Regions from separate parts of the Homo sapiens genome. Here regions 1 and 2 are each linked to region 3. Evidence: chromatin loops called from intact Hi-C (ENCODE). Cell type or tissue: heart right ventricle. All regions are shown on one strand. Each heading gives the region's core, and the rest is flanking DNA. Links, peaks and the distances in the headings are about the cores only. Region 1 has its middle 21 kb from the start of MON1B. Region 2 overlaps LOC124903724 (a long non-coding RNA gene). Region 3 has its middle 130 kb from the start of MON1B.

The links. Peaks named below come from ENCODE experiments on the same cell type or tissue, not always from the same donor. Only the 100,000 strongest peaks of a DNase experiment are listed, where the experiment ranks them.
Region 1: it touches region 3 in a loop (2.3-fold over the local background); 5 of 110 quality-filtered maps call a loop at or near these places.
Region 2: it touches region 3 in a loop (3-fold over the local background); 3 of 110 quality-filtered maps call a loop at or near these places.

Annotation. Positions count from the first base shown.
Region 1 is chr16:77,164,733-77,175,648 of GRCh38, forward strand. No RefSeq gene overlaps it. Among named protein-coding and RNA genes, the nearest start is that of MON1B, 21 kb to the right of the region's middle. In heart right ventricle, for the core only: CTCF peaks have their summits at 5,114 (motif pointing left), 7,209 (motif pointing left) and 7,410; no DNase peak of the experiment used is centred there; H3K27me3 peaks cover 1,477 bases.
Region 2 is chr16:76,999,687-77,010,602 of GRCh38, forward strand. LOC124903724 (a long non-coding RNA gene) reads right to left here. Exons shown (of 2, transcript XR_007065120.1): 2 at 8,298-8,623. Among named protein-coding and RNA genes, the nearest start is that of MIR4719, 140 kb to the left of the region's middle. In heart right ventricle, for the core only: no CTCF peak of the experiment used is centred there; no DNase peak of the experiment used is centred there.
Region 3 is chr16:77,057,917-77,068,832 of GRCh38, forward strand. No RefSeq gene overlaps it. Among named protein-coding and RNA genes, the nearest start is that of MON1B, 130 kb to the right of the region's middle. RefSeq lists a silencer at 6,440-6,643. In heart right ventricle, for the core only: a CTCF peak has its summit at 5,234; a DNase peak (open chromatin) is centred at 5,201; H3K27ac peaks cover 857 bases.

The DNA.
Region 1 (10,916 bases), core at 3,152-8,151, 110 kb after region 3:
ATCCTAGCACTTTGGGAGGCTGAGGCAGGTGGGTACTTGGGGTCAGGAGTTCAGACCAGCCTGACCAATACGATGAAACCCCGTGTCTACTAAAAATACGTCTAAAAATATAACAATTAGCCAGGCATGGTGGCATGTGCCTGTAATCCCAGTTACTCAGGAGGCTGAGACAGGAGAATTGTTTGAACCCAGGAGGCAGAGGTTGCAGTAAACCGAGATCATGCCATTGCCCTCCAGCCTGGGCAACAAAAGTGGAACTCTGTTTAAAAAAACAAAGCAAACAAACAAAAAAGTCTTTGGGGGAAGAGAAGAGGCCATGTGGTCCAGAGAAACTGGGGAAAGGTTGCACTCCTGAAAGGACAGACAATTCAAAAGCAGTCAGTAAGGCCAAACTTCTTGCTTGTCATATCTTGATGGAAGCTTCCTCTGGGAATGAAAAAGGCCCAGTATCTGGGTTACCCTGTAAGTATCATTTCCCCTCCCTTCTAGGAGCTGGATCCAATTCACTACTCAAGTATGTCCATTATATTATTCAGCCATCTATTGAGGATTTTAAGGTTATTGTGTTATAAATATATGGAAAGAAATAAAAACGTTTTAAATTGCGGCCAACTAAACCAAAATAAAACATTTAAAAAATATTGTTACTCCTTTACATATAACTTTTTTTTTTTTTTGGATGGAGTCTCGTTCTGTTTGCCCAGGCTGGAGTGCAGTGGTATGATCTCAGCTTACCGCAAACTCTGTCTCCCGGGTTCAAGCGATTCGCCTGCCTCAGCCTCCCGAGTAGCTGGGACTACAGGTGCACACCGCAACACCCAGCTAATCTTTTGTATTTTTAGTAGAGATGGGGTTTTACCGTGTTAGCCAGGATGGCCTCGATCTTCTGACCTCGTGATCTGCCTGCCTCAGACTCCCAAAGTGCTGGGAATACAAGCGTGAGCCACTGTGCCCAGCCTACATATAACTTTTACAATGAAGAGAGAGAAAAAAATCATCATGTATTCCTTTGGAATTTTCCAGAGTCTCAGTTACCGTTTGTATTAGGGTTCTCTAGAGGGACAGAGCTAATAGGATATATATATATATATATGAAAGGGAGTTGATTAAGGAGAATTGACTCACACGATCACAAGGTGAAGTCCCACGATAGGCCATCTGCAAGCTGAGGAGCAAGGAAGCCAGCAGTGGCTCAGTCCAAGTCCCAAAACCTCAAAAGTAGGAAAGTCAACAGAGCAGCCTTCAGTCTGTGGCTGAAGGCCTGAAAACCCCTTGCAAACCACTGGTGTAAGTCCAAGGATCTAAAAGCTGCAGAACTTGGCATCTGATGTTCCAGGGCAGGAAGCATCCAGCACTGGAGAAAGATGACAGCTGGAAGACTCAGCAAGTCAGCTTCTTCCACCTTCTTCTGCCCAGTTTTTCTAGCCCCACTGGGAGCTGATTGGATGGTGCCCACCTACGTAGAGAGTGGGTCTTCCTGAGGGTGGGCCTTCCTCTCCCAGTCCACTGACTCAAATGTTAATCTCTTCTGGCAACACCCAGGTGCACCTAGAAACAATACTTTAAATCCTTGAATCCAGTCAAGTTGACACTTAATATTAATGAATCACACCATTGCACATAGTGTCTTTTGTGTTTCATTAAAAGACAGAGTAAGGGGCCAGGCGTGGTGGCTCACACCTGTAATCCCTTTGCTTTGGGAGGCCAAGGCGGGTGGATCACAAGGTCAGGAGATTGAGATCATCCTGACTAACATGGTGAAACCCCGTCTCTACTAAAAATACAAAAAAAATTAGCCAGGCGTGGTGGCACGCACCTGTAGTCCCAGCTGCTTGGGAGGCTGAGGCAGGAGAATTGCTTGAACCCAGGAGGCAGAGGTTGCAGTGAGCCGAGATGGCGCCACTGCACTCCAGCCTGGGCAACAGAGTGAGACTCTGCCTCAAAAATAATAATAATAGTAATAATAATAAAATAAAAGACAGAGTTAGGAAACCACATAGCTCTCAGGATAGCCTCTCAATTGGATGGGATCCTGTGTCTTCTTTATCAAGGATATAAGATAATCAATGACAGCAATATTGGATAGGGATACACAGTGCAGGTCTTGTAAATCTTATGGTAAGTCCACACATTTCCTAAAAGTCCAGTGAAATTCAATAAAACCAAAATTATCTGGAAAAGAATTGTTTCCTTTCAGAGTGACTATTTTCTGGACTGCAATGCGATGGTTTCCTGGCTCTTTCATTGCATCTATTTCAGAGCAGTCTATTTCTGCTCGTGTTTTGTATCCTCTATTTCTATTTTATGGTGATACTCTCCCTTAACCCTCTAAGGATACTAATTATACTAAAAGTCTTATTCTGATTGTTCTACCAACATTTGCCTCATTATAAACTCCGTTCTTACTCAGTTTGTAGATTCTCTTTTTAGAATTAGTACTAAAGTATTCTAGTGATTCTTAATAGTGAACTCATCTTTCAAGGATAGCTCCTTCGACTTTCCTCTTCCTGCCCCAGCTTCTGTAGACACCTGAAGGAAGCAAAGCGTAGAAGTAACTTACGGACGTATGCCCTGCACAGTTTCCAGTGACAATGGAGCAGGCTATTAGGTAGAGGCTGTTTCAGGTGACTTTTCCTCTCAGCATGGCCGTTTCTGATTCTCCAAGGTATTGTTGGCCACCTGGGCCATTGAACTGTCTCTACCTCCAGTATTGTTCTGACTTAAACACAGACACAATGGAGGGGAGGAGGGGAGGGATGCACAAGGACCATCTACTCTGATTGCTCCTGTGTATGTAGTCCCTAAAATTCCCCCCATCAGATGGCTCCAGCTTCCCTAATTTCTAGGTTTAGAGTGTGGATGATACCCGTATTTTGTAGTTGAGCTCCCGTTAATATTCCTGAACGCATTTTGCTTTGCTATCACCACTTCAATATGATCCTTTCTGATTTCAGACTTTTAGGGATCGCATACAATTTTCTGGTCCTCCAATGTAGCTACAGATTGACTTATTAGGTTTCACACATATTTCTAATCATCTCTAAGGAGTGGAACAGGGAAAGACAAAGAAGGGGCTCCTGCTTGAGTGCAGTCTACCAAGTACTTCTTGGCTTGAGTCTTTGGTGCTTACAGAGAGAGAGAGAGAGAGAGAGGCAGAAGGGAGAAAGGGAGGGAAGGAGGGAAGGGGAGAGGCAGAATGACAAATTTTAGAGAAAAGTGTGTGTTGTATAATCTTGGAGGGGAATAAGGAAAGGTAAAAAAATACAAAGGCTTGAATCAAATAATAGAATAAATGATCTTCATCAGTTGCATTTTCTCTGCCTCTGAACCTTTTCTGGGGGAGAGGGACAATAAAGAAAAATATTTCCTGAAACAGCAAAATGTGTATTATACTTATGCCCCATGGTACTATATCTTATTTGTCCCAATTCTATGATAAAATTGAAAATTCAAATCTGTTTCTAAAAGAAGCACTGATCACTACTCTGGAATATCAAGCACAGAATACCTATAGTCATGTAGCCAGACGTACCATTTAAAATCACTCAGCAGAAAATTCCAAAAGTTAAATAAGTCTAGCCCCAGTCATCTCTCAGTATAATCGAAAAATAACCTTTTTGGATGGCTGTTGGAAGGGAAGAACATGGAAGGTCTGCAGTTCAATGGAAAGAAAACTGAGGTTGTCTTGTAGTGGAGACCAATGGCAGATAACGTGCTCTGAAAAAGGTGTAAGCCAAATAATCTCCATCATTTTGGTTTCATGGGGAATAAATGAAGATGACTATCTGGATCTCAGTTTTGGCTCCTCTGGTAGCTGGCTTTGTGACCTTGGGTAGGAGGTTTAACCTGTCTATCAGTTCCATCAGTTATAAAAATAGGCATAATTATATTTCCCTCATGGATTGCTATAAAGATTGAGCCAGGTAGTGTCTGTAAATAAGCTAGCTCAATCCCTGACATAATATGAGCTTAATGAATATTATATTTTTTCCTCTTAGTCTGAGTATATCTATTACTTCTGTTGGAAAAGAGTCTTGATTTTAACTACAAATATTGTTGCAGCCAACTGTGAGTTGAGACAGGAGCTTAGAAGAGGGCTCCCATTAGGCTTCTCAGTTTCCCTAAAAATGTCAAATATGGAATTTTAATTTTCCAAGACTCAGAAGTAAGGAGTTGTTCTTACCTCACAGGACTGTGTAAGTAGAAAATTAAACTATGTAAAACACCTTGCACTGTATAGCATTGAACGCATACTGTATGTGGGTGTGGCCCATTGAAGAAATTATTGCCAGCCACAAAGTTATGAACATATTCTCCTAAATCCTGTCTAGCATCGCGATTGTTTTCTCTCTCACAGTGAGAAACCCATCTGGAAAATCCATTTACAACCCATCTGGAATTGATTTTTGTTTATGGTATGGGAAAGGGAGTTTATAATAATTAATGATATTTATAAGACAAAACCAGCAAAATACTCAAGACCACCTAATTGTTCAGTAGACTCTTTTTGATTCATGAGACACTCACGACCTTGTCCCTCCAAAATTACCAGGTTGCCACAGCACTCTGTCTTCCTTCCTTCCTCCTGCCTATGTCAAATTCTCTTTCCCACTCTTCAAGCTTCCTATATAAGCAGACACATCCAGCCAGCAAAAGAGATTGCCTATCTGTCCTTCTGAAGCACTCATCCATCATAAAAGATGGTCCTGGAAAATCTCTAAAAGGTTGAAGTATGGGCTTTTCACAGTGGGAAGAGCCACATCACACCCTGATCCTTCTTTCTAATCTTCTGTTCATATAGGCTTGGCAGGAAATAAGAATTGGATGATGATTGAGGCAGCACAGAGAACTTGGAGACTTCTCTAGGGGTCTAGGGTTTGACCCTAGTCGTTTGGTCTCTGATACCTGCTTCTGGGTTCCGTTTATCAATTACCAGGACACCAGACAAGTGTCACAGGTCAACCTCCCATCATGCTTGGGTGGGCATACAAGGAAGAAAGGGCAGTAAAAACACGTAGCTGAGGCCAAATATATATGGTGACCACTTGTCAGTTTCACCAGCAGATTTACCTGCTCACAGGCTTAGAGAAAGGAGGAGTGCTAGCGCCCCCTGCAGTACAGAATCAAGAATCCCTAGTACCCAGGAGAGCATCAGTGATTCAGACTGAGGGCACATCGGGTAGGAGGCTCTCAGCACCCCTAAAAATTGCAAAACTAAAAAACTTCTCGCAGCTGAGAAGCTGGAGATAATGTTCATTTAAAAAAAACTGAGTAATCTCTGTTGTCAAAGAGCTATGTGACACCTGAAAAAATAGTATGCCAATATTTGGGGAGGAAAAAAAATAAAGCAAAACAGGAATTAAAAGAAAAAGAACACTTCTATCTCAAAAGACACAGCTTTTCCCAATTTTGAAAATGTGAATTACAGCCAACGTATTAAGTCCCTTGAAATTAGCAGGTTATAAAGAGCTGATACAGCCTTATCTAAAGAAAGCAAGAACAGCCCCATTACAACAGAAAAACAAAACAAAAAACTTCTAAATCATGCATGGCCTGAGATAAAGAAAAATTAAGGTCTTTGCATAACATTGCCCCAGAACTAAGCCTAGCAATATATTTTCCTGAGGAACCTGGAATGGGGGCCAAGTCAGATTTTCTTGTGTGGCAGAATACCTAATGGGAATTTTTAGAGCTGTGGATGGCTGGGAATTTTTAGAGCTGTGGATGGCCAGGAATTTTACTAAGAAGCAGGAAAAGTTGTGGGCAAAGAAACAAGAATAATGATGCATGGAGAGAAGTATAGGCAGGGGTTGGGTGTCAGAGAAAAAGAGTTTTCAGAATCTTTCTTTCCAGTTTCTGCTTCCATTTTTCCTGGAGTTCAGCCATTTTCCATCATGCCCGCCATGACTTAACTTTAACTGATTTCATAGCCACTTTTTCAACGAGATGACTGGGATTGGTTTCTCCTACTTTCAACCAAGAATCCTGACCACCATAGTGGGTTTTAGGAGATGGGCCAGTGAGTGGGGAGGCTGTTCTCTGGGCACAGGACCCTGACACAGACATCCCAGCACTGACAAAGCTCATTCCTCCCCAGGGATGCTGAGCTGCTGCAGGAAGCTCTTGAACATCAAGTTATGCCAGCAGAAAAAGACATCAGATTGGAAGAATGTGGGTGATGTTTTGCCTGTGGAGGGGGTGGAGGATAGCCTTGGATCCCTTGAAGCCCCTAGGACATGGGTTTAGCCACCCCATGGCACTACAGAGGGTCACGTGATCTGGAGCTAGCAGGATAGTGCTGGTTTAGAATATTCTGCTGACATCGTCCTAGCTATCGTCACAGTGTTTCCTTAAGCATTAATTTATGGTCACAGTTACTGTAACACAGCTAAAATTTTTTACCATATCTACTCTTTCTAATGGTCTAATAATGAGAAGGTTTTTAGCACACGTGTCACAGGGTCAAGAGAGCAATTACTTTTCATCTGAATTCATAAAACCCTTATTATACTAACACAAAGCACCATATTTTTAATTCCATGTAGTATAAATAAATAAAAAGAAAATAGCCACGAGCATTTTTCTAACCATATGACCTTGAGCAAGTTACGTGAACTCTGTGGAGATCTGTGTACTTTTCTGTAAAACAGATTTACTGAGCATTGCATCATATAATTATTGTGATGATTAAATAAATTTATTCTATAAAGTGCTTAGCACAGTGCCTGGCACATGGTAAAGTGCTGAGTAAATATCAGCTCTTTTTATTACTGGAAGTACCTGGCTTTCCCCATTGACTTGATTTCAGAGGCAGATGAATTCTCCCTTATCCAAAATTATTTCATACACCACTCTGGCCACCAGAGATTCATTCACACTTTGAGTTGTCAAATAATTTCTATTGTTATGCAGAAAATCCTAGTAGAAACCATAAAATGCTACTTAATAGTCATTCAAGCTTTTTATAAAATAGTTTTCAAAGTAAATTGTTTCCTTTATGGGTTTTAATGACGAGAAGGATGAGATTAACCACAGGACTCTGGAGAGAGGTACAGATTTGGGGGATTTACATGGGGGTGGACTGATATCACAATGATCCCTAATTTTCTATATTCACCAGGCAGATGAGCTGGTCTCAGAAATACTCAAGTCTCAAAATCTTTGGAACATATGCTTCCATATCAGGTACATGGGTTTTTTCTGCCATCTAGTGGCCACCTTTGATAAAGACAGTCATCTTTATGTGAGCAAAGGTTTCCCACCTAGAGCACTACATAGGAAACTCCCAGGCTCCCAGGCATCTTTTTCAGTTTACACTTTTCAGGGAGTTCCCCTAAAATTGCCTCTGAAATTGGAATAAAAGCAAAGGTCCTAGTCCTCAGGGAGGCACAAAGCTAGGATAAGTTGTTAGAATAGCACTAGCTGAGCCACTGATTCTCTGGGTGGCTGCCAGCTAAGTCTCTTTTCCTTCCCCAACCTGTTTTCTCATCTATAAGATAAATCACACTGGCGGGTCCCTGTTAGCTCTAATACTCTGGTGTTCTGAGTCCCTCCAATTTTAAATCTTTATTTGGACAAGCATGTCTATACTTGCCTCATTAATTAAAGTAAATCGAGGAGAAATTATAACATCTAGACAACGAAGTTGCTATTCCCTAGGACAACTCAGCGATAAGGTAGTTGAGTATCATGTTTCTGACATCATCTTCCTCTTGGGGAAGGTTTTCCTTTTCAATTTCCTTGTAGAGACTGTATGAATCATGGCTTCATTTATCCTAAAGTCCATAAGTAAAATGCAGATTATCAATGAGCAAGTTGTTTATTTCAAATATGTAGATACTCCTTGACAAATTCTCAAAAGGTTTTATCGCACTGATAATGGACAGTAATCTATTTGATGGGGTTTATTTAAATCGCAATTTTCTATTCTCCGTGCCACAGAAATGGCTTAAGTCCTCCCAAGCTTTTATTCGAAGGACTGACATATTCTCATTAGCATCCCACCTGCTTCTAAAATCTCTTTCCTTTCATCGTTATTCCATCCAAAAATCAGGAGAGAATAATCTTTTTCATTCTTCTTTTTAATTGACAAATAAAAATTATATATATTGATGGTGTCCAACATGCTGTTTTGATATATGTATAGATATTGTGAAATGGCTAAATCAAGCTAATTAAATATGCATTACCTTCACATACTTAACATTTCTTTTTTTTTTTTTTTTTGCAATACAAACACTTAAAATCTACTCTCTTAGCAATTTTCAAGTTTGCCATACTTCTACCCAAAGATTCCACTGGCTTCCTGCCACCATCCTTCAGTCTAAAACTGTATCATGCTGTTCCTGGCATTCTTTGATCAGGGCCTATGAGAGAAATTTATTTCCTGCTTCCTGGGCATTCAGATTCCCAGCAGCTGCAACAACCTGAACTTCCTTTGGACAATTACTCCTTATGATGACTTGAGTGATCTTGGCCTCACTTTCAAGCCCAGGGTGAACCTTCATTGCCTTGGCCCATTCTAAATGAATCATTTCCTGGCCATAGTGATTGGTTCTGGCATGGACACATATCTAACCAGAGTCAATGAGATTTCCACTGAGACTTCTGAGAAATAGATTCTCTCCCATCCCTTCTGGACTTAAAGCAAGACATATGTAGCCACAGAAGCAGCTAGAGCCCTCTTGAGACCTGGAGGGAGAAACTGCTAGAAAATGGAGTATACATCAAGGAAGAAGAGGAAGGAATGAAGAAAGAAACTGAATCTTGGCCACATCATTGGAGCCCTGGATCAACCCTCACCTGAAGATTGCCCTCACCTTCTTTTCAACTCACCAATGAAGTGTTTTCATTGTTTAAGGCAGTTCAAGTTGGGTTTTCTGCAATTTAAAATAATAATAATACTAATAAAATCTATAGCTCATGTGGGTTCCAAGCAACCTTTCCATGTGTTTCACCTTAGTTTTCATAGATGCTTTTCTTCCAGTTTTGCCAAACTAATGGAGAATACTCAGGCAGAAGAGACAGTGTGGTTTACTCTAAGAACTCATCCAAGTTCTGAGAGTACTGAGTTGATCATTAATAATTGGACCTAGGTATGTGGGAGAAGGCAGAGACAAGGGTGACCCCAAGGTGAGGGACATAAGTCACTGTGGGACTAACTTCTGGTAACATTAAGAGAAGAAACAAGTTTGGGAAAAGGAGATGAGTTTCCATTTGGAACAACTTGAATTTAAGTAGACTTATCCTTTTGAGCTGCAAACGTTGACCTGTCTGCATCCTCCAGAAAACTGGAAGTTTGTTAAGGGCAGGGACTGTGGGCTCTAAATCTTCAATCATCTCCCACAGGACCCCAATAAATATGTATTCTAATAATAAGAAAATAAAATCAATGAAATATAAGTTACCCAAAAATAATTAGAGAACAGTGAAGTCCCAGTCTCCTCTTTGGGCCTGATGATTACGTCTGTCAAATGTTCAGAAAAATTCTGAGATGCCTGCTGGAGAGAACGAGTTCTGTCAGTAGAGGAGGCAGCATTGAAGCTGTACTTGTAATATTTATTTGGAAGGAGAGGAGTACCCCATCCCGGAGGAAGGGCTTGAGCAAAGGCACTCCTGCTCCCTATCTGACTGGGGAATACCACTTGTAGGGTACAGAATCATACCATTATTTCAGAAAACTGAGGAGAGAGCTGGAGTAATACTACCAGTAAGAGATCCCACTTCACCTGACAATGACCCATCAGAGTGGTCAGAGAATCAGAGGCTACACAGAAGGGACTGTGCTTGGAGAAATAGGTCACAGATAATTAAACAAAAGAAGAATTTTTGTTTGTTTGTCTTTGAGACGGAGTTTTGCTCTTACGCCCAGGCTGGAGTGCAGTGGCCAGCGATCTCAGCTCACTGCAAACTCTGCCTGCTGGTTTCAAGCAATTCTCCTTCCTCAGCCTCCCGAGTAGCTGCGATTACAGGAGTCCACCACCACGCCCAGGTAATTTTCATATTTTTAGTAGAGACGGGGTTTCACCATGTTGGCCAGGCTGGTCTCGAACTCTTGACCTCCTGATCCACCGACTTGGCCTCCCAAAGTGCTGGGATTACAGGCGTGAGCCACCACACCCGACCAAAGAGGACTCTCTTTAATAATGCCCGTTTTTGTAGGAGTAAGATGGAATCTCATTGTGGTTTTAATTTGCATTTCCCTGATGATTAGTGATATTGAGCATTTTTTATATGATTTTTGGCCATTTGTATGTCTTCTTGAGAAATGTCTATGGTGGGAACGTAAATTAGTCCAACGTCTATGGAAAACAGTATGGAGATTACTTAAATAACTAAAAGTAGGTCTACCATCCAATCCAGAAATCCCACTACCCAAAGGAAAAGAAGCCATATAAAAAAAAGACACATGCACTCATATGTTTATTGTAGCACAATCCACAGCTGCAAAGATGTGGAACCAACCTAAGTGCCCATTGGCCCATGAGTGGATAAAGAAAATATGGCATATATACATCATAGAATACTACTCAGCCCTAAAAAGGAATGAAATAATGTCTTTTCCAGCAACTCGAATGGAGCTGGAGGCCATTATTCTAAGTGAAGAAACTCAGGAATGGAAAATCAAATACCATATGTTCTCACTTATAAGTGGGAGCTAAGCTATGAAGATGCAAAGGCATGCAGAGTGATTTAATGGACTTTGGAGACTCGGAAGAAGGTGGGAGAGGGATGTAGGATAAAAAACTACATAGTAGATAGAACAAGCACTACTCGGATGATGGGTGCACTAAAATCTCAGAACTCGCCACTGTATAATTCATCCACTTAACCAAAAACCATTTGGGGGCCAAAAGCTATCGAAATAAGATATATGTGATATCATATATATATGTTAAAATATTTTTTAAAAAGAA
Region 2 (10,916 bases), core at 2,945-7,944, 58 kb before region 3:
TCACAAAATGTTTGTAGTCTGCATTTTAAAAAGCATTTCTAAAATAAACCTCCCTCAAAAAATAATACATTTTATGATACTGTGAGGAAGCATACCATGAGTAATGTTCAGAGATTTATTTGAATCTAACTAGGTAAGGAAGTATATTTAAAATAACGTGCTGAAGAAATTCCACTCATAGGTCTTTATCCAAGAAAAATGAAAACATAAAATGCTTATACAACAATGTTTATATCATCTTTATACTTACAAGCCAAAAAACTAGAAACAAATGTCTGTCAAAATGTGAAATGATAAACAAACGTTGCATAACCATAGAATAGAATACCGATCAGCAAAAAAAGGGAACTACTCATATATGCGATGGATGAATCTCAAACTATACGCTGCCTGCAAGAAGCTGGACACCAAATAGCACATACTGTATGGTTCCACTTACATGAAATTCTAGAACAGGCAACATTAACTATAGTAACAGAAAGTAGGTCAATGATTGTCTGGGGCTGGAAGTTTTAAAGGTATAAAAGGGAACTTTTTTGGGTGATGGAAATATTCTGTATCTTGCTTATAGTGCTGGCTATACAGATATATCATTTTAGAAGCTCATAGGATTGTATACTTTTTGGCTAGTTTCTTTTGCTTAAATTCGGTTTTAATGGATTTGATTTAAAAGCTAAAATAAAATCTTGTAAGTAAATACATCTGTTGTGATGGTTAATTTTAAGTGTCAACTTGACTGGGCTAAGGGATGCCCAGATACCTGGTAAAACATTTTTTCTGGGTGTATCTATGAGGGTGCTTCTGGGACAGATGAGCTTTTGAATCAGTAAAGTGAAGAAGATCACTCTCACCAATGTCAGTAGGTATCATCCCAGTGCATTTTGCAAAAGTGCAGAATTGGGTGAATTTGCTCTCCACTTGAGCTGGAAGATTCATTTTCTCTTGCCCTTGGAGTCAGTGTTCCTGGTTCTCAGGCCCTCACGCTTGGACTGGAACTATACCATCAGCTTTCGAGGACCTGCTGCTTGCAGATGGCAGATCATGGAACTTCTCAGCCTCCACAGTCACCTGAGCCAATCACTCATAATGAATCTCTTTCTGCATATCATTATACTTCCTACTGGTTCTATTTCTCTGGAGAACTCTGACAAATAGACCTCTACATTCATGATTTCAAGGATGATGACTCTAACTTGTTTGAAATATGTCATTATCACACATATCTTCTTAAACACAAAGCACATGCACTGAGGCTTTTTTTTATAATATAACAAAATCCAGTGCATAATTATGTTCACTTCCCTAGGTATAAACAGTCATAATATTTATCGCATAATTAAACAGGCAAGATTTACTCCTTTGGGCATCTACCAGAACATATTTAAATGTTGTCTTTGAATTGTGCTGTATACACAAATGTACTTTGTATTTAAGAAAAAAATGGCTTATCCCTAATCTTCTCAACAAAATCAAGAGAATAAAATAACGTAATTTTTCATCTTTAGCTTGCATGTGGAGAAACTGAATATAACTTTTAATTTAGTGGGTGCCCTTGGGTCACTAATGAGTCAGAAATAAAATAAAAAACTTAATTTCCATTCTGCTGATTTTTAATGCCGTTATGTCCAACTCCCAAAGACTTAATAATAAAACATCAACAAAGTCACTTGTAGGTAATAACATTCTTCAATGCTTCTGTGTATCTTCCTCTAGGGATAAACAGGCATATCTACATGTATTTAGTAATAATTCTAAATTGCACAAAAGAAATAGCCCTGATATCACTATTTTCAAGCTCAAAAAAATATGCTGACATTAATTTCACATTTAACAGTTCTGTGCAAGTCGATCCTATCAATACAAGTGCTAGTCTCAAATCAGAATTTAAATTAATAACCCATCTCATATTAATAGCTAAACAACCATGAGGCTTCAGTGACCTCATTAGAGGCATATAGCTACATTTTTATTATAAATTTAAGCAGTTTGACAAGAAATAACCCCACAAAACACATAAACTGTAAATTCTTTCAATTGCCATACTGTATTAGCGTACAAAGGCTGCTGTAACAAAGTACCACAAACTGAGTGGCTTAAATAGCAGAAATTATTTTTCGCAGTTCTGGAGGCCAAGAGTCCAAGATCAAGGCACTGGCGAGATCAGTTTCTTCTGGGGTCTATGAGGAATAATCTGTTCCACGCCTCTTCCCTAGTTTTCTGATGGTTTACTGGCAATCTTTGGCATTCCTTAGCTTGTAGCAGTATTGCCCCATCCCTACCTTTAACCCTACCTTAAACTTCTTATGGCATTCTCCCTGTGTGCGTATCTGCCCCAGATTTCCCCTTTGTAGAACACCAGTAGAACACCAGTCATATTGGATTAGGAGCCACCCTGTTCCCATATCACGCCATATTAAATCATTGTATCTGCAATGATCCTAATTTCTAAATAAGGTCTCATTCTGAGGTATTGGAGGTCAAGACTTCATATAAATTTCGGAGAGGAGACACAATTCAACCCAAAGCTTCAAGTTATCTTTCTGGCTTCCCCTTAGTACCTCCTCATATGCAAATCTCAGGCATCTTTCCAGGTGCTCATTTGTAAAATTTAAAAAGGTGAGGTCTCGTAAGGTACGGCTCATTCACTTGTCCTCTTCCTGAGACCCAGGTATGGTCCTAACTTTGGGTAGAACTGAGCTAGAGAGCTCCACCCCAGGAGCTGCAAGCCTGAAAGACACAGTTCAAGGATACAGAGAACACACCCATTCCTGGATTCTATCCCTTCCACCTTCCTGTGTTAACAGCTGCTCATCCTCACCCCAAACCCCTCAAGGGTGGGAAGGTGTCCCCTTTCCTAGTAGGAGGGGACAGGGATGAGGCTAGAGAGGTATAGAGTGCCTGACGAGCCAAGAGCAAGAAGCAGACATAGAGCTGAGTTCCCTGACCCACACACCTGCCCCTGCCTAGCCCCATCCACCTGCTGAGAGGCAGACAAACACCCAGGTTTTAGGCAGTCTGCTGGGTTTACTTTTCTTCTCTCATCTCTCACTGTACCCCTCCCAACTGAGCTGAAGGTCTTTGTGTCCCTGGACCTCATCGTGGTGTCTTCCCTTCGCACAGCCATTCCCTTTGCCTACACCCCAGCCATCATCACCACTGCCACCCCACTGAGTAACACTTCCTCTTTTTCTTAAATTTAACTTTTATTTTAAATTCAGCAGTACATGTGCAGGTTTGTTATATTGGTAAACTTCTGTCATGAAGGGTTGATGTACAGATTATCTCATCACCCAGGTAAGCCTAGTAACGATTATTTATTTTTCTTGATCCTCTCCCTCCTCCCAGCCTCCGCCCCCAGATAGGTCCCAGTGTCTGTTTTTCCCCTTTACGTGTCCATGTGTTGTCATCATTTAGTTCCAACTTATAAGTGAGGTATTTGGTTTTCTATTCCTGTGTTAGCGTGCTAAAGATAATGGCCTCCAGCTCCATGCATGTTCCTGCAAAGAACACAATCTCGTTCTTATAACACCTCCTTTTACTCTCAGTTTAGATGCCCCTGCCTAACACTGACAGCACCTTAAGCTTTTTCGCAACAAGCCTTTACCGTAATAACTGCTCACCTATGCATAAGCTCTGTAAGGGCAGACAGATAGATACTCCCTTCACTCCACTAGCCCCAGCACCCAACATAGGCTTGGGCCATGCTCATTGCCCAATAAATATCTGTTGGTGAATAAATGAATGCACAGTGTTTGCAGATGACCTTGAGGACATGATTTAAGAGCACTTAATGATTTTTGTTTTTTACTTCATGTCCTGTCCTCTCATGATTTTGTTTAAACACTTTGACGAATCCTTTCCTCACAGCAACACGTCAGCCTACAACTAGTCTCAGGGTGTTAGAATTGGAGGTTCCTTGGAGAACATGTGGACAATCACCCCTGAGGGAAATAAAGTCCAGAGAGGTGAAGTGATGGGCCCAAGTCCAGCCAGCTCTTTGACAAGACTGAAGCTAGAATCTGTCTCTTGAGTCAGGCCTGTGCTCTTCCTAATCAATAATGTCTAACTCTGTTTCTGGAAAACCCAGGAATGCATGCACGCTTCTCAAGTCCACGTTGTGGTCTAAGTGGAAGTCCAAGGTTATACCACTGGCTTCTGCTGATTTTATCTTGCATTTTACAGGCCACCTTGCCTTAAGATAAACTACTAAAACTGCATCACAGACACATACACTTCTAATAACATTCAAATAATGCAATTCAAGCTGTTTTCCCAGCCCTCAATTCTCTTGCTTCCACTGCCTTAGGCTCCCTTTAAATGCATCTCTTTTTCTGTGATTCCAACAGGAATATTTCCATCTCTGGACTGAAGAACTAGCCCCATGTGCATGTTTATATCAATGCGCAATCAATCATAGTTTGTTCTTTTTAAAATGGTTTTCTTTTTAAAGACCCAAGTTTTGAATGGCTGGTTCAAATCAATTGGTCACTTAGGAAGGAAATTAACAATCTTTCTGATTGCAGATCAAGATTTTTTTTCTCCTCTTAATTCCTATTATTTTGTCCTGAACGCAAAAGTATTCCAGGACTAGAGAATTATGCAACAACAGTTTGGTAATGATTTTTATATGACTTGCTGACATATAACATAAAGAAGGAACATCTGAGAAAATGGCTCTTCTAAAAAAGCAAAAGTTGAATAGGACTTTACAATAAAATACAGTCGTGACTAGAAATACATTATGCTTTTGCAACATTGTGATCAAAATTTTCTGCATCTTCATGCAAGATAAATAAGGTTTAAAATTTAACAGCAATATAAATCAATAAAAATAGTACCCCTTAAATACACTGACTTGATCATCACATGTTCCATACATGTAATGAAATATATGTAGCCCAGAAATATGTACAATTACGCATCAATAAAGTAAAAGGAAGATCTAAGCATAATTCGTGTGTGTGTATGTGTGTGTGTGTGTGTGTGTGTGTGTGTGTGTGTGTATAGCCAATGTTTGTGGCAGAGAAACCGGTGAAATCGTACTTTCTAAACCCTTTACATTTTTGAAAGTTTTGGTGTTTACAGTTGTACTTCTATGACTTATCATCTTCATTTCAACTTTTTAAAAGGTATATCAATATTTATCTAAACCGGCTGGGCGTGGTGGCTCACGCCTGTAATCCCAGCACTTCTGGAGGCCGAGGCGGGCGGATCACTAGGTCAGGAGATCGAGACCATCCTGGCTAACATGGTGAAACCCCGTCTCTACCAAAAATACAAAAAATTATCCGGGTGTGGTGGCGGGCGCCTGTAGTCCCAGCTACTCGGGAGGCTGAGGCAGGAGAATGGCGTGAACCCAGGAGGTGGAGCTTGCAGTAAGCCGAGATCGCGCCATTGCACTCCAGCCTAGGCGACAGAGCGAGACTCCCTCTCAAAATATATATATATATATATGTATATATGTATATATATATTTGTTTATTTTAAACCATAAGAGCAAAAAAATGACTTGTTACATAATAACCCAGAGCAGAGAATCAACCAGAATAAAGGATTCATAAGTACAAGCAAGATTAGCAAAAAAAAAAAAAAAAAAAAGCCCACTAGCATTGTTCCCCACCTAAACTATTAACAGAAACTCAATTTGTGATGAATGTGTTGTAATCACTGAATTACTGTTAAATACAAATGCTTGGGCTTGCATTGAGAAACTCCACATACATTGGCTTCTTCTCTGAGTTTACAAATTCTAATTTCAATTTTTACCTTTACTACTAATACTTTTAAAATATCCTTAAAATATACTCAACACCCTAAGGCATCATATAGTGCCCCCTTTCCTGTACAATGAAAAGAACATACATGTAATCTATCTTTTCAATTCTCCCATAATCTTGATCATTAGAAGATAATAATTTTAACTAAAAAAGTATATATTAAAAAGTCCAGTTGTTTCATTCTGTTTAATGAATCTATCAATACAGCAAATTATTGGCTCCTTTTAAGATATTTCTAAGATAAATCACCTACCATGAAAGTAAATGAAAATCCACAGTTCTTCATTGAAAGTTTATGAAGCTTGGGGGCCAAGTTAGGACACTGAATCTGCTAACTTGTAGTTCACTCGTTGCCACAGAAAATATTTTTAAAAACAATGTGTAAATGTAACAATAACGTATTTCGTCGTATTAGCAGTATTAAGACTTACCAATTTACTGACTACTCCATATTCTGTAGCACAAACCCAAATCACTCTCTAGAGATTCCAAACCAACTTGGCTACAGGCACCCACAATGCAGACTCAGTACAATAGCATGCTCTCGTAGCCTGCAAGTCTTTCCCGCTCTTCCTGTTTTCTGCCTTGGTGTAGGATACCTCCATCCACTAGAATGGCCAACCCAGAAATCTGGGAGTCGCAGTGGTCTCTTCCCTCTGCCCTGTCATAGATGATCAATCATGATGCCCTCAAAATTTGGCCTTGTAAAAGATCTTGAGATCTGTTCAGTTGTATGCCAGAAAAACCTTGCTCTGTGAATAACTGTTTCTCACGTCACTTGGAAAATGACCTGAAGCATTAGAAGAAATGTTGACAAGTCTAAATTTTGGGGAGCAACAAATCTAGTGAGCTCAGGAACAGGACCAAGAAGTCTCTTCCACATAGAATCTAAGAGACTCAGCCTCATGCTGTAAGTCTAGATGTTGATCTTTGCTTGCCATTCAATGATTTCCAGGGAAACATTAGACAATTTTATTATAAAATGCTTCTTTTCTGCCTAATTGTGCCTTCTGTTCTCATAAAAAATAAACATCTTGACTTAATTAGCTTTTTTAAAAAATGTAAATATTAGTTGACATTTTCTTCCATAGTATATCTCTGCAGGATTCAAAAAATGTCATGACTTTTTATCTTTGAGTTTATTTTTCTCTTCCCCTAACTCCATGAGATTCAACAACTGAAAGGTTACTATAACTTCAAACCCCCACAGTACCCTTATAGTTGCTACTCCACAAAGTATACCCACTACCTTGACGTCTAACATTAAGAATTATGTTTGCGGCTGGGCATGATGGCTCACACCTGTAATCCCAGCACTTTGGGAAGCCAAGCTTGGTGGATCACAAGGTCAGGAGTTCAAGACCAGACTGGCCAAGATGGTGAAACCCCGTCTCTACTGAAAATACAAAAATTAGCCAAGTGTGGTGGCAGGCATCTGTAATCCCAGCTACTCGGGAGGCTGAGGCAGGAAATTGCTTGAACCCGGGCGGTGGAGATTGCAGTGAGCGGAGATCGGGCCACTGCATTCCAGCCTGGGTCATAGAGCGAGACTCTGTCTCAAAAAAAAAAAAAAAAAATAGAATTAGGTTTGCCTGTTTTGGGACTTGATATAAAGGAGAACATACAATTATGTACTCTTTTTTATCTGACTTCTCTCACTCATCATAATGTATGTGAAGTTGATCAGCATTGTGTTGTAGAAATGCTTTGTTCTTTTTCATTATTGTATGATGTTCCATTAAATAAATTTACCACAATTTATCCCTTGTAGTGTTGATACACATTTGAGTTGTTTTCAGTTTGGGGCTATCAGAAATAATGCTTCTAAGAACATTTGTATCCATGTCTTTTGGTGAAGAGATATATACACACCTGAAGAAAAAGGGCTGGACTGTAGGATATGCAATTATTTAACTTTAAGGGCTATTGACAGTTTTCAAAGAGATTATACTGATTGACATTCCTCTCAGCAGTGTATGAGAATTCCAGTTGCTCCATTTCCTTACCAACATTTGAATGTTTTTAGTATGATTTTTATTAGTATGATTTTTATTTTAGCCATTCTGGTAGGCATATAGATTATATAATGTTATGCTTTTATTATTTTTATATTTATTGTTTTATCAATGAATAAAAGACATTGAACATATTTTCACATTTATTGATCATTTGAATGTCTTTTTATAAAGGGTCTGTGCACTTTTAAAGATTCTTCTTTTTTTTACTGTTTTGTAGGAATTCTTTACACAGTTTAGGTATAGGTCCTTTGGCAGATAAATGCATTGCAAATGACTTCTTCCACGCTGTATTTTGCCTTTTCATTTTCTCAATGATGTTTACTGGTGGACAGAACTTCTTAATGTAGTTCAGTTTATCAACTTTTTCATTTAAAGCTAGTGCTTTTTGTGTCCAATTATAGAAAATTTTTGCCTACCCCAAGGTCATGAAAATATTTTCCTATGCTTTCTTCTATAAGCTTTATTGTGATATCTTTCAAAAAGGCCACATGTTAGCTGTAGGTTTAGTTGTGAGGAAGACATTTTAATAATAACAAGCACTAATACATGCTAGAACTTTAATCATTATATGAAAAGTCATGAAGCAGAGACAAAGGCAAATATTCTTTCTCTTGCTTTACTTTCTTGCAAAAATAAGAAGAAAAGCAGCCTAGGAAAAAGAAAAATTTTTAAAAAGCTTCACCTTGAAGGTATTCAAGTGGTGTGTTTCCGAAGTCCTTGTCGATGTTTCTACCCCGTGGAAAACCTCTGGAGATCTCCATGTATTGATTCTCTGGGGGCTCAGACATCTTCCTCTTGGGGGTGCTGATGGATGTTTCTGGGAAGCTTCTAATCAATTAAGTGCCAAAGGTGAAAAAAAGATAAGGCCATTAATGACTATGATATCAAGGTCTATGCTGGAGAAAAAATACCCTAAGTGAGCAATAAGATTTTCTAGAAATTTCTGAGACATTCAGACTTCTTTAAAGAGTACAAAGACTTTTAAAGGTGAACCAGTTACAATATAATCAGAGCATCCTGGTGCCCCTGCTTTTTTTTTTTTTTTTTTTTGCAACATTGATATTTTAAACAAAGAAAAAATACAAGACCCTGTGAGTTACTTGGGTTACTGAAAAGCAGACAATGAAATAAACTATGGAGAATTTTTTTTTTTTGAGACCGAGTTTTACTCTTGTTGCCCAGGCTGGAGTGCAATGGCACCATCTTGGCTCACCACAACCTCCCTTACTGGGTTCAAGCAATTCTCCTGCCTCAGCCTCCCTAGCAGCTGGGATGACAGGCATGCACCACCATGCCCAGCTAATTTTGTATTTTTGGTACAGATGGGGTTTCTCAACTATGGAGAATTTCACAACTGAGAGCAGGAAAAACTGTGGGAAGAGTCCTTGGCATGTCAGAATTCCTATAGAACTTCATTCAGCAATATGCTGAGGGTTTTTTTTTTCTTACAAATGTGGTTTGCCATGATTTTGCAGTTGGTTCCTTTCAGATAAGAATGATCCTTAGAATTCTCTTTCTTGCTATCCCATTTCAAAAAATGTTTATTTCCATGCTCTGAAAATTGGTAATGTGGCTAAATTCCTCATCTTTTTGTGTTTGTAAGAAATGGAATTAGACTATTATAAAGTGGGAAGGGGAATTATTTGCCAGCAGTAACATGAGTAAATTTAGTCAACTTTTGATTGATGACAGTGTCTTGCCTGGTGAAGAGGGAAAGAGAGAAATTCACATAGCTGGACCCTGACATGCACTGCAGGTGCCCAACTACATAATGCCAGCTAATCATAGGTGGTGAGGGAAAATAACTGTTGTCAGACAGTCCTAATAAAGACACTAAATCAAACATATTTTAGTATCAAGGTGATGATGATGAAAGGGAAAGAGTCTCCCAGATATGTGGAAAGTGATTAGTTATACAATAAAGGTAAAACTATGCCTGATAAACCATCAGACATAAGTTCTCTAAAACCTGCAGCACTAACAGGAGGGGAAAAATAGGCTAAGTAAATCATCAAAACATAAACAGACCGTCATTTTATGGTTCTTTAGTCTGCAGGCTTTCAACTTCTCTGTTAAACATTTTGCTCAGCTGGAAAAAACTCAGTAGCAAGACCAGCCATGGTCCTCATTCCTACCGGTGATGTTATCTCAAGAATGCACTACACCAAGCGCATTGGAGCCTGCCCAGCTCTGCACCGTGCCTGATAGCAGCCATCAAAGGGGCAGTCCTCAAATGCCACCATCACAGGACAATCCCCACCTGTTTGCTTTGTCCTTCCCTATGCCTCTTTAAAATTCGCACAATAGTGGTTCATGCTCCGAGGATTGTTATCTGAGTGAAGGCAGGCTGCCTGAATTTGAAACTGAGTGTCTTGAATAAAAACCTTGTGGTTTTGTTATGAATAAAAAGCTTGTGGTACTAACTTGAAGCAGAGAGAAGAACCCAGAAGCCAAGGCAAGATGGTCTGTATGGTTTTGAGCCTCTATATCAATGTTAAACATATTCTGTAGAGGTGCCCTTTGGTAAGGCATGACTCTAAAGAAATAATTCTGACTTCCAAAGGCAAGGTTAAAGTGGCCTTTAGTTTTCAGATTTTCAGAATTCCAGAGACAAATTATGATTATAAAACTGTTAGAATAATACATGTAAAGACAGAAGAGTTTCATGTTGTTAGTATATGTATTCGCATGTTTGGGACACTGTCTCTTCCTCTCACAATAAGTTGAACCACTTAACAATGGCAAGTTCTCTATAAATATGTCTTACTTCCCTAATGAACCTAGTTAATTACCATAATTCAGAACAAATCTCTATTCTTCTTTCTCCATGATCCAGAAGCAATCTTCAAATGTCTCTTTCCTCCCTTGACTACCACCCTTAGGAAACTGTCCCCCACCTCCAATTCCGGTTTAGAGGTGCCTTCTCTCAGCTCACAGGACCCCCAAGGGCTCTAGCACTGAACCTCCTGCACTGTCGTTAGAGGTTTGTCTCCCCCACTGAATTTCACAAAGCCTGGAAGGGTGCCCCCCTGGATTTTGTTTTAATCTTCAGTACCTACTATCACATGACTTATTTACCAATAGCCAGGTGTGGTGGCGGGCGCCTATAGTCCCAGCTACT
Region 3 (10,916 bases), core at 2,383-7,382:
AAAACCAAGAGATGCAAACTTGCTAAGAAGTATCTATTACAAAGTCAGTTGTTATTTAGAGAAGACAGTGGCCCAAAGTCACAACCCTCATTCAGTTGCAGAAAGTGCTGAATGTTTCATTTAGATCAAGTAACCGTTTTACTAAATTAATTTTGCTTAGTTTTGATTCCAAATTTTTTGCATACACATAAAAAGTGAAGCGTTTGCTGTTAATGTTAGCTCTATTTGCCAAATAATAATAATAGAAGTAGTACAGTAGCAATGGTAGCAACAACCCCTTAAATTGAAATGATGCCATTTTATATCAGGGCTATCACATATTTTCAATGCAAAATTACTTGTTACTATATTTCAGTAAATATTCTATTTTTCCATCCAGTTATTGAAATGAAATTTAAGCTTGGAGAAGTTTATTCAGGTAGAAGCTATCTGTCATTGTTGCAAATAGTTATAAATTCATTAAAATTCATTTTTAAGAAAACATTTTGATTTTGTAGCAATAATGCAGTCAGAAATTTTAGTGGAGCATAGCATTTTGGTAAAAGCCACATTCTTAATAAATTAAGCAATGTTAAGATGAGAAATGTACTTAAATTTGGCCATGTGGTACATATCATTTATCCATGGCAACCTAACAAGCTGAAGCTTTAGCAGTTTTGGAAATTTTCAAGAACTTGCAATTATCGATGCAAATTTTACAAAGAGAATAATCACCTTCACAAAATAAAAGACCCAAAATTATTGACAGATGAGAGCTAAAATGGTGTATGAGATTTAGTTCTGTACTTCTATAATCGTGTTTGAGAATATTGCAAGTTCCTATTTATAACTGGATAAATTTTATATTCTGTGCTGGAACTATATTGAGAAAGCCTATAATTTGGTGAACTATGTGAGTTTGACAAAATATTCAAAATAATCACAAGTAGAAACAACTTGTTGACAAGTTTTGTCTGTAAACATATTTGACCAACAAACAACAGTACTTTATATAAGGGCAAAAAGCCAGTGCCTATGAAAATATTTGGGCTGAAATATTTATATGCTTCAATTGTGAAACAAATAAACTTGAGGATATTTCCCATTTAGCATGATTAGCTCTGATTTTACCTGGTGATCAGGCATGTAAATATTTTGAAATGTTTTCCTAAGATTTCAAAATATTGTGGTTTATGTAAAAGAGGCATTTGAGCAATTAAATACAATTTTGAAGCAAAATGCAGGCACTTTTCTTTTTAAAAAGTGAAAATAATTTTTAGAAACGAGAATTTAGGAAATAACGATACACATCATTAAGGAGATAGGTAAGGCACTGACAGAAATACATGAATACAAACCAAGAAACATCCTACTTAGCCTTTTTCTAAATTTTCAAATAACCAACAAACAGGATTTTTGTTTAATGTGCATGAATTAAACAATGTGTTATTCTTAGTTTTATAGATACTGTTTTAAGAAAATAGTTTCAACATAAACTATATTATAGATCCAATATAATGACCTAATAGTATTATTGACTGATAAACTATAGGTCATTATATTGGCCTAATTTGAGATGTTTAACTATTTTAAATTTTTACTTCAAAGAGTTTTATCTAAAAAGTTTGGATGATAAATTACTAGAAGAATAAAAACCCTGTGAGGTAACTGTACAACAGATATTGTTTATGTGTGTGATTTGCTTAAAGTCACACAGCCACAACATGAAAGGTCTGGGACTGGAGCCAAGTCCTTGGAGAAGGATTGAGTGAGAATCTACAAACTAAAGGGCAGCATTCCAAGTTCAAGAAACATATGCATTGTTCTCAACATGCTTCCTCTAGTTAGAATACAAAATAAAGGAAAGAGGGGAAAAAACAAATAACACAGAAGTCTTTGAGAGGTCCAAAATACTAAATTTTAAATTAAGGAAGCAATGATATATAAAATAACATAGTGCGGACCAAAAAAGACATAGAGGAAGGCTACTGTTTGGAAGAATTCTGAACCACGTTTTGGAAAGGGAGGAGAGAGGGGTCCATACCAGAGATCTGGGCTGGAGCACATTGGCTTGGTGGGTGACTGTGTAGATGGATAAATCAGAATCAGCACAATGCCTATACGAACTGGAGGGTTTCTAATGGCCAGAAGATAGGAGCTTTAAGTGTTGAGTTTGAGATTCGTAAACAGAATGCTAGATTTTAAAGGTTACATTAGAAATGCTGGATAAAATGGAACTACTACAACCTGTATAAACAGAAAAAAAAGATGTAATGCAATTTGCTATACTTAAATATAATTTACTATATAAATTATATTTGGCGGTCATTTATTCGTTAATGCATTCAACAAACATCTACCAGATGTGTACAATGTACCAGGAACTGCTCTGTGCAGTGAGGAGAGAACAATAAATGAGACAAAGATCCTGTCCTCATGGAAGACTAGTAGAGAAAACAAATGATAATTTATATAAATCATAGATTACAATACAATATAGAAGGACAAGGAAGAAACACAAAGCATGGATGGCATGGGGATTACAGCAATGGAGTGCAACTTTAGATGAGACGGCCAGGGAATAAAGCTTGTGCTTACATAGTTATTATTCTATATATTAAAACATTTAATCCTCACAAAAATAGTATGTGATAGGTGTGCAAGTTTAGTCATTTATCCAAGGCTACATGACTAGAAAGTGGTGCCATTATTTAAAATTTAGACCATGTGGCTTGAGTCCAAGTTCCTAATCATCATGTTAATACTTTTCTATGACTTTGAGGTAGTGACTTTGAGCTAAGACCTGAGTTAAGCAAGAGAGTCAGCCATGTGATTATCTGGAGGAAGATTGCTTCAGAGGGAACAAAGGGTGCAAAAACCCTGATCAAGAGTATGCTTGACATGTGCAAGAAACACCAAAATTGTGTGATGTGGCTGAAACTGAGTTAGTTAAGTAGGAAATTGAGAGGAAAACACGGTCATATTATTAGCACATTGTGGTCCACTGAAGGGAGAATAGATGGTAGCTGTCTAAGTGTGGAAGCAGAAAGATGTCACCATCTATATGACAGGTGGTGCTGGCTTGGATTAAGGTATTGATGATTGTGATGTTCTTTTTGACATGTCAGTTTGGCTACTGTCTCCAGTTACTCAAACACAAATCTAGGTGTTACTGTGAAGGTGTTTTGTAGATGTGGTTAAAGTTCATAATCTGTTGAATTTGAGTAACACTGAGTTTTCTAGATAATCTGGGTGGCCTTATCTAATCAGTTGAAGAGTCTGAAGACCAGAGATGAGGCTTCCTGAAGAAGAAAAAAATATCACCATGGAGAGCAGTTTCAGTTCTTCCTAATGGTCTGCCCTACAGATTTGCAACTTGCCAGTTCAGTCCCCACAATCACATAAAGCAATTCTTTGCAATAAACCCTTTAAAGAATGTTTCCTGTTATGTGGTAAAGGGGTAGACACTGGTAATATTCTCAGGATATATCAAAAGTGGTATTAAATATTGGATGTGAATGAGAATGGGAGAAAGAAGTGCTTACTTTGTCAACAATACTACATTTTAATTGTTCCCCCATTGATGTCAGAAAACAATGGAGAATTCAGTTTGATAAGAAGAGTAGAAAGTACTTCACAGTCAGCGTTTGTTGTGGAGTAAATCTAGTTATCTTTTGTGAGTGCCCATATGATACATATGTGTGTATGTATATATAAAATACTATATCTGTATATAATATAGATTTATATAATATACATATATAGAGAAAATGCTATATGGATATATAGTATATATATACTATATATATTATATATGTTTATATAAAAACACACAAAACTATTTTCATTTTACACTGTATGCCAAATATGAACAGATTATTTCTGGGTAGTTTTGTGGGTTCATTCCATTAAATCGTTAAATATTTATTAAGTGCCTTTATTGTCCAGACATGAAATGCTAAGGGCAAACAGGAGTGAATCTGATGGGTTTTTAAAAATTTTTTTTTATTATACTTTAAGTTCTGGGATACATATGCAAAACGTGTAGGTTTTTTACATAGGTATACGCATGACATGGTGGTTTGCTGCACCTATCAACTCATCGTGCTTTTCAGGTTTTCTATAATGAGTTTTAAATTACTTTTTAAACACGCAAAATTCCTTTTAAGGATGGTGTAATCTCAAAGTTATTTCAAAAGAATATTAAATGTATTCTCTCTAGCAGTGGGAGTTCAGAAAGGAAAAACAAAACAAAATAAAAAACAAAAAAAACCACATGCAGCACCTCATTCTGTCCAAAATAAGACTAAATCATCCTGAGTCTGCTTTCATGACACCAGGTATGATTTTTTTTTTCTGTTCTAAGTACTCAACAAGTAATATTCAAACTTCCCATCATGTTGAATCCTGCTGCTATTTGAATACAGTCTCTTGATTACATCCCTTTTTACAATAGCCTTTAGAGGGCCGTGGACAGATTTCCACTGGCCACAAGTCTTCCTAAAAGTGCTCTCCAGCAGGATTTGCCTTTGTGGAAGCTGCCTTATTTGTGCAAGAGAAAGTGATGGTGTGTTTGACTCAATCACTCATTATACTACCTTCTGTATCCTGGCTGAAAGGGGAAATACAACACATGTGTTCTACGTTGGCTCTTCCAACATGGATCCCTTCCATGTCCTCAATTTCTGTCTCTATAAAAGGATAATAATAACCATCCTGCTCCTTTCTCTAAATAAAATACACTAGCAGTTATTAAGTGGGTTTAGAAATGCAAACATGCCATTCTGATAGGAAAATGCAGGATGAATAGTGTGGATAGCAACTATGAGGACATCTCCTCAAACGCATTTTCTTTTGGGGCCATTGCCTTCATATCATACAAAAAGAAGGATAATACCTGGACCGATTTCACATACTATTACAAAAAGCATCTAAAATGTTATTTTTAGCTACCGGAAAATTATCCTCCAAAACATGTCAGCTTAGCACTCATCAATAGTAATTTGAAATACACAGGATGTCAGGGTGAACTATGTACTTCCGTCCTTACAGATAAAATATACTACATGAGTTCAAAAGCGTTTATTCAAATGCCTCTCCTGAGAGGTTAACAGGGCTGCTGCTGCTAGAACATTCGGTGCACTGGATGCAGAAAACCCAAGGAGCCTGTGGCTCTGCTGGAAGATTAAGGACTCTCCGCTCCCTGTGTCACTGCCAGCTCCCAGCGTCCTCATCAATCTCTCCAGCAGGCTGTGCAGGCATTGCTTTCTTGTCGCAGTTTTATAAACAGGAGGAAGTGAGCTATTGTTGCTACATACACTCATGCCTGACCATAAAAAGATAAATACTTTAACTCTTAAGCTTCAGAGAGTAGAAATCTGGCTAAACACTAAGAAATAAGAAAATTAGTTCACTAGGCATCCACAGAAGTGAGTTTACAGAAAACATTGAATGAATGGTGACGTCACACAGATATCCAAGAGATACTGCAAAGAACAGCACAAAGATTGTTCATCGATATGCATTATTTATTGTTCAAGATCAGTTGTCGATTCCAATTATGTTTTATTTCTGTTGTTTCCCATTTGTGTATGAGGTTCATGTCAGACTTAATCATTCCTCTCCCTGCGGTCTCATGGCAGGTTGTTTGTAGCTCACTCTGTCTTGTGTTGTCAGCAGAGTCTATCAGCTATTCTCAATCTGTTCTCCTCCCTAACTGCAATATACACCTACAGGACAATATCCCACATAAGAAACCCCCACGGGTAGACCCAGGGTAGTACACTGTGCACACTTCAAAAGCACACTGATGTAGAGATAACCTTGAATCCACTCTGATTTTGGTATGTTTGACCTGGCTGATGATCAGTGGGTCAGCTTCACAATAACCACAGTGGCTTCCATAACTAACACGTGGTGGCCAGAGGCATCTGTGTTCAGCTGCTATTATCCCTGTTGGAGGTGTGCCATCCAGAGCCAAAGTCAGGCATTCCCATGCTAGAAGGAAAAAATCCAACTCCTTATTGTTCTCTCTGCATTGTTCTTACTTAAAGGAAGCCTGCCCCAGGGTTTGGTAAATACCATTCAGGCTATCCCTATGTCTGAAATCTCTGAAAACATGCAGAAGGGGAAGAAGAGGGAAATAAAAGACTCGTATCCATGAATGGAAATACCTTGGGGGAGGAGCAAGAAACCGTGTGTTTGCTAAGTGTGGGAGAGGTCACTGTCCCAGGTAGCCCCATGCTGTTTCCTGTCATCTTGGGATTCTCGCAAGTCCTACCCTGACCAGCCAGGGAACTGCGGGACCTGCCTGTGAGCAGACCTGAGCTGTGCAAAGAAGCACTGTTATGTGAGCATGTTCACACCAGCGGGTGTGCCCTTTAGATGGAAATGACCTCAGAGAATCCCTCCCACCTCTGGCGTTGGCCAAGCAGAGTCATCTTCTCGAGGGTACTCTGGGGAGACTACAGTACTTAATGGGAAATACCATTTAGAGGTCTGTGGACATCCTGACAAAGACAATTGAGATAAGTTTTTTCCCAGTAATTTGGGATTCAAAAGAAAGCTGAGTTGGCAAAGCACCCTGCAGCTCTGACTGTGCCGTGTGGAGCACAGGATCAGTGATCTCCGCTGAAGAGTAAACTGACTACACGAGGCCCGGAGTCCTACTGTCTTTCTGTGCTCTCAGGCCCTCCCTGGGGAGCCTAAGGAAGGAAGACTGCAGGGTGCCTCAGGCTGTCTCCAGGCCCCCTCACAGTTCCTCCAGGTACTGGGCCCTCAGCGTCTGCCTGTCTGTGACACCCACACCCATGTTTCGCCCCTGACCAGCCAGGCCCAGAACCCACCTGTCCTGAGAAAGGCAAAAAATACTCTTGCACCAAGAAACATCCATTCTCCTTAACTAATAGATCAAGAATTAGAAAATAAACACTATCGAGGGCCTATCAGAGGGTAGAGGGTAAGGAGGAGGAAGAGGATCAGGAAGAATAACTAGTGAGGACTAGGCTTAATACCCAGGTGATAAAATAACCTGTACAACAAACCCCTAGGACACAAGTTTCCATATGTAATAACCTGCACATATACCCCTGAACTTCAAAGTTAAAAAAGGAAATATCAATAGACACTTTCATGGCCCCAACATTTGTGTAGGGCAGATGGATTTTCAATCCTAACTTAGTCACTTTCTGACTTAATCGTCTTTGCAGCTACTTCACCTCTCTAGACCTCAAGCACTGCCTTATCTGCAAAATGGGTACAATAATAGTATCCGCCTCATGGGGTTTAGTGTTAATTTTTTTAAAATCATGCTAAGTGCTGAGCACACAGCCTGGCACTGTGCTGGAGAAAAGTTAATTTTTATTATGAAACAATGGTCAATTCTGCAGCACTAGGTTAGATATTGGGCATAATATTTACCATATTGGTACCAAACAGTATAAAATTTGACTCCAGAGACCTCTCATTTGTACTGTGACAGTAACTTAATTTGGCAAGAGCCATGCAGTCTCTGAAAGAGAAGCTTATGCTACTGCAAAAACTAATCAGGCCTCCAAGAAAGAAATGCCATCCCAGGCCAAGAGGACACAGCAGAGTTGGCACAAAGCAACTTAGCTGATGAGAGCCTGGGAGGGTGGGGAGTGGCCTCAGGAAAATCGTGAGCAAGGGGAGGCACTGCTGTGTTTGGTGGGTCAACCGGCCAGAAAGCTGGCAAAGCCAAAGGCCTCCACTTCAGAGAGCAAAAGAGGAAAACAAGTGTTTGTCCTTATATAAAGATTCTTTGCTTGGTCAAACTTTTGTCAGGCTCTTGAAGCTCCTGCTAGGCCTATCTGTGCAATTCTTTATAAAATTCAGTTTTAGCAGAGAATCCTGCTAATTCATTTTAGCAAGAACTCCCTACCTGTGATATCACATCACCCTCAATATCTGACCAGGTTTCTCATCCTCCTCTGTCCTCCAGGGAATGTCTGCTCACCCTGGCCTGTCTTCAGCAAAAGTTGTTAGGAAGATTTAGCCAAAATCCTTCTTATCCTTGATGTTTCTTTTTAGTAGTTTTCTATCCACTGAACCCCACCCTGTCGCTTGGCTATAACTTCCCATTTGCCCATTGCAGTGGGTCCTATACCTATCACAATGGTCTTGAATAAAGTCCACTTTACCATGTTTTTAAAATATTATTAAGTAATTTTTTTATTGTCATCCCCTATGGGAGGGAGAGATCCTGGGGCAGGAAGAGCATGGAAAAAAATGCATGCATTTTCCTTGCAGAAAAAAAAAAAAGTAAAACCAGTGCAAAGTGAGTTATACCCTAGGTCTAGGCTGTTCAGAGGCAGGAACCCACTCAGCCCATTTTCTTCTGGATAACCACCACTAGGAGACTGTGGCCAAGAGCTTCCCAGAATTTGAGTGAAGACTAGACAGCTTACCTTTGTTTTTTTTCTTTTTCTTTTAATTTCCAACTTTTAAGTTCCAGGGTACCTGTGCAGGACGTGCAGGTTGTTACATAGGTAAACGTGCGCCATGGTGGTTTGCTGCACAGATCGTTCCATCACCTGGAGCTGGAAGCCATTATCCTCAGCAAGCTAATGCAGGAACCAAAAACCAAATACCATGTATTCTCACTTATGAGTATGGGAGCTGAATGATGAGAACACATGGACCATGGACACATGCAGGGGAACACCACACCATGGACCCTGTCAGAGGGTAGGGGTGGGGGTAGGAGGAGGAAGAGCATCTGGAAGAATAGCTAATAAACAGCTTGCCTTTCTTTGCTGCCCTGTTGCTAGAATAAAAGGCAGTTTTAAAAGAGTGGCTGATCAGGAAGTTGCTGACTGACTAGAGAAGTCAGCAGGTTCTCACAGCCAGGGACTGGTGAAGGGAAGGAGGAGGAGAATTAACAGCTTTAGGAGCCTAGTATGTGCCAGGTACAGAGCTAGACTCTATAGCCACATCATCTGATATAATCCCTACAACATCACCTCAAGGTAATCACTGTTACTATTCCCATTTTACAAATAAGGAAACAGGTCAGTTACACCTCTTAGACAAGGAACTGAAATTTAAACACAGGCCTGTGTGATGCCAAAGTTTATACGATAAAGTCCTGATGGCCCTAACAGTTTGGTGGAATAAAAGCACATGATCTTGGGACGCCACCAGACCATAAATCACGTAGGAAATCAGAAGGGCTCATGGGCCAGACACTGGGCTTCCTGTGTATAACCATTTATGCTTTACAGAGACACTGCAAGAGGTTCCCATTATCACCTTGTATTAATCTGTTCTCGCATTGCTATAAAAAGAACTACGTGAGACTGGGTCATTTATTTTTAAAAAAAGGTTTAATTGGCTCACAGTTCCGACTGTACAGGAAGCATGGCTGGAGGTCTCAGGAAACTTACAATCATGCGAGAAGGCGAAGAGGAAGCCAGCAAGGAGCAGGAGCTCCTTGGTGGAGCAAGAGGCTCCACCTCTTGGCAGGTGCAAGAGGAAGATAGAAGCAAGAGATGCTACACACTTCTAAACAACCAGATATCGTGAGAATGCACTCATTTTGAAAACAGCAAGGCAGAAATCCACCCCCATGAGCCAATCACTTCCCAGCAGGTCCCGCCTCCAACATTGGGGATTACAATTCAACACCAGTTGTGGGTGGAGACCACAAATCCAAACCATGTCCTACCTCTGCTTCAATGTTAATAGAAACTGAGGCACACAGAGATTTAGCAACATTCTCAATATCACAAGGGTTGAAACCCAGGGTATATGGTACAGTCTATGCCCCTAAGTGCTATGCTATGTTGCAACTCAAACACTAAATTATCTTCCATATTGTCTACTTCCTGAATAGAGAAAATGCAATGATGAACATTAGAAACATTTCAAACAAGGAGTGGAATATTTGTAGTTTAACTCTAAAGTTCTCTTAACCTTAAACCATCTATTCCTGTCTTCTAATGGAGGCATTTGGTTTCCATTGTAAATGTTTACCACCTATATACACTGTTCAGAAGGCAAGTGAGTCTGACTTTTTACAACCTACAAATAATGTGGATGGACATTTTGCAGACTTGAGTCTAGAATAGCAATTTTCTGTGGGTGGAATCATAAAAATAGAAAGCTCTACCTCAGACACAAATGAATGAAAGATTGTAGTATGCCCCTCCCTCGCTTAAAATCCAATGGTTGTAACATACAATAAAGCCAGCATGTGAAAGCTGTGGGGAAAACATGGGTTATTAAATAAATGGCTTTCAGAAACCTGGAGAGCCATTTCAGGAAAAAAAAAATAAATTGCATCCATACCTCAAATAATACAACAGAATAAATTCCAAGTGCATCAAAGATTTAGGAAACGTGTAAAAAACATTTTTAAATTATGGACTAACTGTGTCCTCTTCAGCTAAACACTGACCATCACGTCCTTCTCTCCAGTGGGTCATCTTTAAAAGCTTGGGAAACTTAGCTATGGCCTCATGACACACTGAGGCAGGTTTTCCCACAGGTTTTGTGTGAAGCAAGTTATACTTATTTGTAAAATTTTCAACTTGTATTAGCTTAAAAAATGAATATCTGATTGCAGCTGTATTCTATTCTATATTTTAGAACAAAAACCTGGCTCAGGAAACACCAGGTCTTATTACAACAATACTGCTTAATGATACCTTTTCCTGTGCATGATATTTGAGGCACAAAGTGTGAGAAGAGAATTTAAACATGTCCCTTGTGTGTACTAGAGAACAACCCCAACCCACACACAGTCTATGAAAGGGAAAATTAATGAGCTTATGTGGTTATTTTTAAGCCTTCCTTCCTTTCTTCTTTGTAGTCTTTCTCCTATTTTTAATTTTTTTAAAAGTGTAATAATGGATAAGAGCGGAAAAACATTTTTAAAAAGTTTGAGGACTTAAATTTGGCCATATATCCCAAACTAA